Regions from separate parts of the Mus musculus genome. Here region 1 is linked to region 2. A link is a contact called in ENCODE POLR2A ChIA-PET data. All regions are on one chromosome and are shown on one strand. Each heading gives the region's core, a stretch centred on a gene start or an enhancer-like site at or near the end of the contact. The rest is flanking DNA. Distances are from core to core; before and after follow the strand shown. Region 1 holds the start of Ahnak (AHNAK nucleoprotein (desmoyokin)). Region 2 holds the start of Snhg1 (small nucleolar RNA host gene 1).

The links. ChIA-PET counts read pairs that join two places held with the same protein, here RNA polymerase II (POLR2A).
Region 1: POLR2A ChIA-PET joins it to region 2 with 14 read pairs in embryonic stem cell. The contact joins the promoter of Ahnak here to the promoter of Snhg1 in region 2. POLR2A ChIA-PET finds 5 or more read pairs at or near these places in 4 of 5 experiments (Patski and embryonic stem cell).

The regions. Positions count from the first base shown.
Region 1 is chr19:8,986,481-8,990,604 of GRCm38, forward strand. It overlaps Ahnak (AHNAK nucleoprotein (desmoyokin)), which reads left to right and starts at 2,804. Exons shown (of 5, transcript NM_009643.2): 1 at 2,804-2,949.
Region 2 is chr19:8,721,911-8,725,930 of GRCm38, forward strand. Snhg1 (small nucleolar RNA host gene 1) reads left to right here and starts at 1,577. Exons shown (of 10, transcript NR_002896.3): 1 at 1,577-1,596; 2 at 2,231-2,279; 3 at 2,493-2,573; 4 at 2,762-2,811; 5 at 3,104-3,136; 6 at 3,312-3,346; 7 at 3,575-3,613; 8 at 3,872-3,916. It overlaps LOC115489078 (a small nucleolar RNA gene), which reads left to right and starts at 2,083; the gene lies at 2,083-2,154. LOC115489084 (a small nucleolar RNA gene) reads left to right here and starts at 2,341; the gene lies at 2,341-2,415. It overlaps LOC115489083 (a small nucleolar RNA gene), which reads left to right and starts at 2,622; the gene lies at 2,622-2,691. It also overlaps Snord22, LOC115489082, LOC115489081, LOC115489086, LOC115489087 and a transcript of Slc3a2 not described here.

The sequences.
Region 1 (4,124 bases), core at 1,554-4,053, 270 kb after region 2:
CTCACTCTGTAGACCAGGCTGTCCTCAAACTTAGAGAGCCTCTTGCCTCTGCCACCTACTCTGTTGGTAATTGATTAACTGGTGACTTTTGGGGGGAGAGTGGGTAGAGAAAAAGGGAGAAATTTACATTTTTTTGAGACAAGGCATTATGTAGTCCAGGCTTACTTTAAACTCTTATGTAGCCAAGGTCACAGATGACCCTGACTCCTAGGTGTCTCGGTCAGACAGCCTCAGAGTGATAACCACACTAGGCAGAAGTTTGCTTTTTATGGTTCTGCCTCTCTATAGTGCTTAAATTTCAAGGACCGGGATGAAGCTCAATTGTACAGTGTTCATTTTTCACATAAGAGAAATTCCTATTACTCATACAAAACACCTACCAAATGCCCTGACCCATTACGGAGGCATTGATTTAATGTCAACAGGGATTACCTAGCTAGTAGGATTGCAGAGTACTTCATTTTATTCTTGGTCTATATTTAAGAGGTGAAATAAACGCTATTTATGTGTAGACAGGGTCTTACTATGTAGCCCAGGCTGGCCTCAAATTCAAAGTTTGCCAATCATTGCCTCTTGAGTGCTGAGATTAAAGGTATGTATCACCATTTCTGGCTCAATAAGTGTATGAGTACCCATCTAAAATGAATAAAATAAAATGTCCTCTTTTTTTTTTTTTTTTTTTCGAGATGGTTTCTCTGTATAGTCCTGGCTGTCCTGGAACTCACTCTGTAGACCAGGCTGGCCTTGAACTCAGAAATCTGCCTGCCTCTGCCTCCCCAGTTCTGAGATTAAAGGCGTGCGCCACCATGCCCCGTGAAATAAAATGTCTTGATATGGTGAAGACTTGTAATCTCAGCATTTGAGAGGCTAAGGCAGAATTGTTGTCATTTGAGGACAACCAAACCTATATCGTGAATTCCAGAACAGCCTGGGTTACACTGTAAGACCCTGGTTCAGTAAATCAGGACTGTGGGCTAGGGGATGACTTGTTCAGGTAGTTGCCACCAAACCTCATGACCTCTTTGATCCCAGTGGAAAGAGAGAAGAGACCCTCACAAGTCCCATGGCCTCCACATGATCATGCACACTAAGTAAAAGGAAAAAAAAAACATGACTGGCTCTTGAGTTTTATTTTTTGAAATGTGTTTTGGCCTGATCCTCACTTGGTATCTCTGGGTGGCCTGGAACTTACTGAGTTCACCGTAGGGAGTGTGCTGGGAAGGGAGTAGATTTGGAGGGGGGGGGCTGTTAAGCCAATTGACAGTGTGTTTGTGATGTCTAGTGGGTTTGAGGAGGGGCAGAGAAAGAGAGAGAGAGAGAGAGAGAGAGAGAGAGAGGAATGTTAGTAGCCAAGTCTCTGCTTTGCCTGTCTTTACATGTCCATGCCTGTCTGAATTTCTACCTACATTTCTCTCCACCCTGGTGTGTCCATTACATCTGTGTCTGTTCTCTGTCACTCCCTTCTGTTGTCTCCCTCCCCCCATCGCCTGTACCCTGTGTGGTAACTGGACCTGGACACAGCCCCCAGGGCTGGCAGCAGACTTGGCTGATATTTTTAGCCTGCAAACATGTTTGCCATTTCAGAGGACAGGGCAGGGCTGGTCTCAGCCCCAGCCCACTCATGATCTTGGAGCGAAGGTGCTCCTGCCTCAGGCCAAGGTCTCAGTTCTCCAGCTTGAGGCCTCTTGGGGCATTTGGGAAGGAAGGGAAACTGGAGTGGGCAGCTGGGTAGCCACCTGCCAGAGAGGGTAGAACTCAATAGGGAAGGAGAAAAAGGGAGGTGCGGAGGGGGGATGCAGCCAGAACATCTCTGCAACCCCATCATTAAGCATTTAATAAAATCCACATAGAGTTAGAAGTGGCTGTGGGAAATGGCTGTAAATTGGGGAGCGGAGCAACTTGCAAATGGAAATATGGGGGAGGAGCTGTGAGAGGCGCAGAAGGCCTGGGAATGCAAAGAAAGTGCTGGATCTTGGGTTCCTCAAGCTTACTGGGGCATAGTGGTTCATGCCTTTAGTCCCAGGGTGGCAGAGGCAGGGGAATCTGTAAGGCTGTCAGTTCTAGCCAGTTCTGTGATGGCCGGGCTACACAGTCTGTGCTCCCTCCCCCAAATAAAATACCCAAAAGGCATGGGGGACAGAGTTTACAGGAGAGAGTGAGTTGTTCCATGGTGCGTCCAACAGCTGCAGGCCTGACTGGTGTCGCTGCAATGAAGAACAGCACCGTGGTGTGGTGCATAGGTGACTCCATTCCTAGGGGTCGGATCTAAGTCTTAGAGTCAGTGTGTTTTGTAGAAGAGGAGAGAGCCTGAAGGCGAGGAACGGGGCGAGGCTGCAAGAAGCCTGGGAACTGGGAGAGGAGGCTGGGGCCTGGGATTAATGTATCTGAGCTTGAGAGAAAGCTCAAAGGTCTGTGTGGAGGCTGGAGGTCGAGGTTGAATCATCTGAGCTTCTTGGCTCTTCTGCAGACTAGGTTGACTCTGGATTCCGACTGTGAATCTGTGCCCCTGCGTGCTTCCAGGAATTTCTTGCCGGTGAACACACACACACTGTTTAAAATGGGGTGGGAAGATCCAGAGCCGGGACAGGAGCAATAGATGGGATAGGGGAGGGGAAAAGGCGACGCCTCCTCGTCCCTGAGCCCCCTCAACCTTCTCCCTTCACCGGCCCATTCCAGGGTGGCTTCAGTGTTAGTCGTGCTCTCGGGTCCTTGCCCTATTCGGGCCCCGCCCGGCCCCGCCCTCTCCCCACAGCTCCGGGCAGACCCGCCCGAGTTACAAGAGCCGCCTCCGCGCACGGGGGCCCGGCCACTTGGAGCAGCTCTGCCGCGGGGACTGCACTGTCCGCCCTGCCAGACCCGCCCCGACTGGGGCTCGCCGTCGCCAGCAGTCAGCACTGCGACCTCGGGCCCTTCGCCGGCTATGGCTGCGTCCTGGGGCTGAGCCCGCAGGTAGGGAAGCGGAGCGCTGGGCGGTAAGGTGTGGGGCCAGGGTTCGGGCGACCAGGGGAGAGAGGGACTCGGACAAGGTGCATTTGCGGTAGTGTCACTACGAGGGTTCCGACTGTTGGGAGCAAACCTGGCCGCTTGCGGCCGCCGGGGCAGGCGACGCGTCACGCTTCGGGAGTAAAGCTCTTTCTCCGGAGTTGGGGCCAAGTTTAACTAAGTTAGAAAATCGCTTCGAAGTGTGCTTTGCTGCGCTTTTAGTTTTTTCCCGCGGATGTATTGTCGTTCCAACTGCAGTGCAGGGCGTTCCTGATCTGGTGGTCCCTGACCGATTCCATCTCTTTGGGGCGGCGGCTCAGAGCGCTACTTGGTTCCTATACCATGTTTACTGGAGAAGTTTCCAAGAGCCCCATCGCCCCTCCCGCGCCCCTGCACCGCGTGCCCCCTCTGCTGTCTTTCGCGGCTCCCCACACCTCCATCTCGAACTTCGCGTCCGGATTCCCCTCGGCCCCACCCTGCTCTGTACCACCAGCCTCTCCCTTTCTGGCTCCTAGCGGCGACTTTAACAGCTCCCCTTCAACTGCCCCGCCCTAGTCTTGCCCCTCTGTGTTTCCAGATCCAGAAAACTCCCTTCTTTCTCCAGGGCGTCGGAGCCTGGAAGTTTGCAGCGTGCCTCCCTGTGGGATGGGTGGGAGTGGGAGGGGGGGTGGGGGACATAATTAGGGAGATTCCTGCGCTGGGTGGGCGGGGAGGGGGCTGTGCAATCGACACAGTCCCCAGAACCTCCCTTGCTCCTTCTAGGGGCGGTGCTTTCTCCCCACCCCACCCCACTCCCAAACTCGTCCGGGCGGGATGGCCCCCGCCCCAGCGCCTGGCTGGATTCCAGCAGCCTGAGGAATGTAGTGGTTGGAGCCGGTGACTAATTCAAACCAGAATTCGGGGGTGGGGGTGGGGGTGAGGGGCAAAGCGGAGGGGGAAAGAGGCCGTGTGTAGGCGGTGGGGGCCGGAGCGCAGGGCGTAGGTGAAGGACTTCCCTGCTCTCCTTTGGAACCCTTCACTTTTGCAGTGCGCGCCAGCGGAGAGGGCGGGGGGCAAGATCCTACTGTGGGGTTGGAAAGGCAACATGCTTAGGGTGTGTGCAGAGAGCTGTGTTATGTAAGGCTTTCCCATGCAGGGAGGGG
Region 2 (4,020 bases), core at 327-2,826:
AACCCTGTCTCGAAAAGCCAAAAAAAAAAAGACAAAAATTAAAATACTTTTTTTTTCTTTTTTGAGACAGGGTTTCAACTATGTAGCCCTGGCTGACAAGAACTCATTATGTGGTACATGCTGAGCCGCTGAGCTCCTCAAACTCCTCCTGAGCCTGCATCCCTAGGGCGGGACTAAAGGCATGAATCAACATGCCCAGCATTATTTTTTCTTAATTAAACTTTAGATGTGTATGTACCACGTGTGTGTCAGGTGCCCATGGAGGCCAGAAGTGGGTACTGGATCCCTTGGAACTGGAACTGCAGATGGCTACTAGCTGGGAATTGAACCAGGGTCTTCTGCAAGTGCTGATTTTGAAATCAGGCTGCCTGGATTTATACCTTGGATCTGATACTGTTTATCTGGGTAACAGTCAGCAAATGACTTAACCTCTCTGGGACCCGAGCTTCTCACCCATAACTGTACCTTACCACCTTCCAACTTGGATTATTAAGTGAGGTCATGCAGAAGAGCAATTAGTATGAGAGTAATGATAATTGTTCGAAAGGCAAGCTTCTGCATATAGATGTTTGCTATATGCATATGACTATAATGCTACTGCACACTCTCAATAACCAGTCTATAGCTGCGACTTAGAAAACTGGTAAATTCTAATGATTGTTCCCCCCAGAGCTCTTTATATCTAAGACCACCCATGCATAAAATGAGGGTTATCCCTAACTTTTAGGAGTGTGGAATATTAACTCATATTGGGTGCTTTAAACGGTAAGCCCAGTTGTGTGGAGAATTGTCAGCCTCAGTAGTATAGCACTTATCTACACATGCACATAGCAGCAGCTTTAATCTATAGCACTGCTAAAAACAAAACATGCAACATGCTCCATAAATGACATCTAAATGCTGGCCCTACTTCATTCAATCCGGGCCAAGAACATGGCGAAAATAGACCAGGAAGCAAAACACAAAAATCGGTCTCCAGAATGACGTAGGGCTTCTAGTCCCGACTGGGTTTCCCTAAAAGGCTTCATGCAAGGAAGCGAAAATCCAACCGAGCTCAGCCCAGGGCCCAGTACCTGAGTCGCCCGCTGCGCTGACAACCTGGACATCAAGCCCCGTCTGCGCGCTGGGCGGCTGGCGGGGAACCGAGACACCGTCGGTGGAGTGTTCAGTAGGTTCAGGATCCATAGAGATGGATCAACACGCGGCTTAGCGTGAGTGAGGGTGAGAAATCGCCTCAACGTATGGATATTGGTAGTTGTGACCCAGACAGTCGAGCTGTATGGGTCGCGAACCAAAATCTCCAGCGATGACGTTTTACCCGCAGTGAGTAAGAACCGCCTAGCCGCAGCGCCAAAGGCGTAGCGTCGCACTCCCCTAAAGCGCCTGCGCCTCTTTTTCGCGCTGCAAAATCAGAGGCGGAGCTCTCCGCACGCCCCTTTGGGCGGATTCCTCTACCCACAATTCCTCCGGCTCGCACACCGCTTACCTTAGCGCCTGCGTGAGTCCTAGTCCCACCTCCAAATCCCGTGGGCCTTTGCGAGATGCTATTTATAGGCCACACGTTGTTCTTGTCGGCCTCATTTTTCCTTGTTCGGGGTAAGTACTCTACGTCTTTATGTGCTGTAGTTTTCACTTTGTTTTTTTCTTGTCTTTCTCTTTTTTTTTTTTTTTTTGGTTTTTCGAGACAGGGTTTCTCTGTATAGTCCTGGCTGTCCTGCTGAAACTCACTTTATAGACCAGGGTGGCCTCGAACTAAAATCCGCCTGCCTCTGCCACCCGAGTGCTGCGATTAAAGTCGTGCGCCACCACGCCTGGCTCTTGTCTTTCTCTTAATCAGCTTTCCTATAACTGCGGCTGGCTTTTATCACAAACACCTATCTGTCACTGTTGTGAACCGCCGCCTGTATTTTCTTACGTAATGTTTATTTCTGGTGATTTAAAAGACCCTCGTGGGCAGCGTTAATAAATGTGGACTTTGGTAATCTGTTCCGTAGTCTTAGCGGGGAGACCATGTTAGGGCATTCAAGACCTAAAGATGACAGGATTTTGTGAAGGACAAAATGGTGGCGGCAGTGCAAGGCCACCCCCTATGATGAGGACCTTTTCACAGACCTGTACTGATATATCTGTGAGGATAAGTAACTCTGAGGAGGCTGGCCCTACATCACAGCCTTCTCATCCTTTAGAGATTTCTTGGTGTAGAAGTAACCCGATGCTAACTTCTCTACAGGTTTGAGGTGCCACCTTACAAAAGGATGGGTGTACGCTCTCTTTTCAGAGTAAGTAGTGTTAATGGTTTTACCAGATTTTTTTGGTTGTTGAGTATAAGTTGTGTGTGTGCTACGGGGATGATATGAAAACTGAACTCTCTCTTTCTGATGGTTTAGTGGAGAAAACAAAAATTCTCTGAGTAGCACAATCTGTGGCAGGTATTTGGATTGTTTGGCATAAAGTCTTTTATTGAAGTTTGGGGTTTTTTTTTTCTGTTCTAGATGTGGTTCATCTCAAAGCCCTTTACACTTTGGAGCCAGGCCTGTTCAATTTTACAAATAACACGTTTTGCTTGTAGTCAGGTAGGTATTGATGGTTGGTGCTTCCTTAGGGAACATATTTAGATGGCCACTTAATGATGAACAATGTAAATGACAAGCATATGGCTGAGTTGCAATGATGTCATCTTACTACTGAAATGGGCTGAAGAAAGAAGGTGCTGAGGTGGCTGTGATTACATTTAAAAATGACATTGTTTCTCTGTTTCCAGGGTGCTGTGACAACATGAAGAGTTCGAGCTACCTCCCAGGATGAGTGCAGGTAATTGTCCAAGTAGAGCTTAGGGTTTCCCTAGGGAAAATAGTCAAGACAGACATTGAAGCAGCACAACACTTTTTTGCTGCTTACTATTTGTATTTCTAGAGGACACATTATGTTAAGGCCTTTGTTCTCTTAAAAACTCAACTGTCAGATGATTTGAAATGATGACACTGAACACTCCGTGAAGGTGTGAATTTATAGCATGTTAGAGTTCTGATGGCAGTTAGTGCTGACAGACAGATTGTAATTCTGTCCTGATGGTTGAAAATAACTACTTGTTACTCTTCCACAGGTTTTCCTGGTGACAAATCTCAGGCATTCAAAGGTTAGTTAGATTATTTTGGATGGGGTTTGTTCACTAGGTTTGCTGTTTCTATGATGAATCAAACTAGCTCACTATGACTGCTAATGAAAACACAGGAACACCTGAGAAACCAAAGGGTAGTGTGGGGGCAAGGGCCTTATATCCAGCCTTTTCAAGGTTTGTTATTTTTCTCCAGGTTCTGTTAGCAGTGCCATACTTGTGGGTTTACAGGTGAGTGATTCCAGTGTGTGGTGTGGTGTATGTGCATAGCATTGGACTGGGGTGGGGGGACCTAACTGAGAACGTACTTTGTGTATATATGATGACTTTCATAGAATCTCGTTCGGCTGATGATTGCTGTTGAGACTTGGAAATCTGATTTTTCTCAGAATGATGGGTTAGATAGGAACAAGCTGTTGCAGGATTTTTAACATTGCTGATGACTGTCTTGTTTTTCAGAGATGGTGTGTCTGGCTGAGAACAAAGGAGCCGTACCAGGTATATGTCTTAGTAATGCTTTTTGTAGTATAAGGTTGAATATATAATACTTAGACCTAGTGAATTCCTGCTCACCCTGATGAACTGAATACCGCCCCAGTCTGATAGCTGTGGAGAAAGGTATTTTCTGAGTTGTGAGCTCATTTTGGATCAAGTAGGAAATTTTTTATGCTAATACTAGCATAGTATTAATACTAGCATAAGCTTTTGTAAAAGAAGCTTAAGCATTAATGGCCCAAATTGTTTGCTATTTTGTAGGAAAGTTGAAGCATATCTTCATTTTCAAGTCCAGGCTAAAATAAGGTGAGAAAACTTAGATGAAAAGTATGCTGAACTATAATTTCCCCATGAAGAAATGTTCACACGTCCTACTTCCTGTCCTAGCTCCAGAGCCTGAAAAGGTGAAC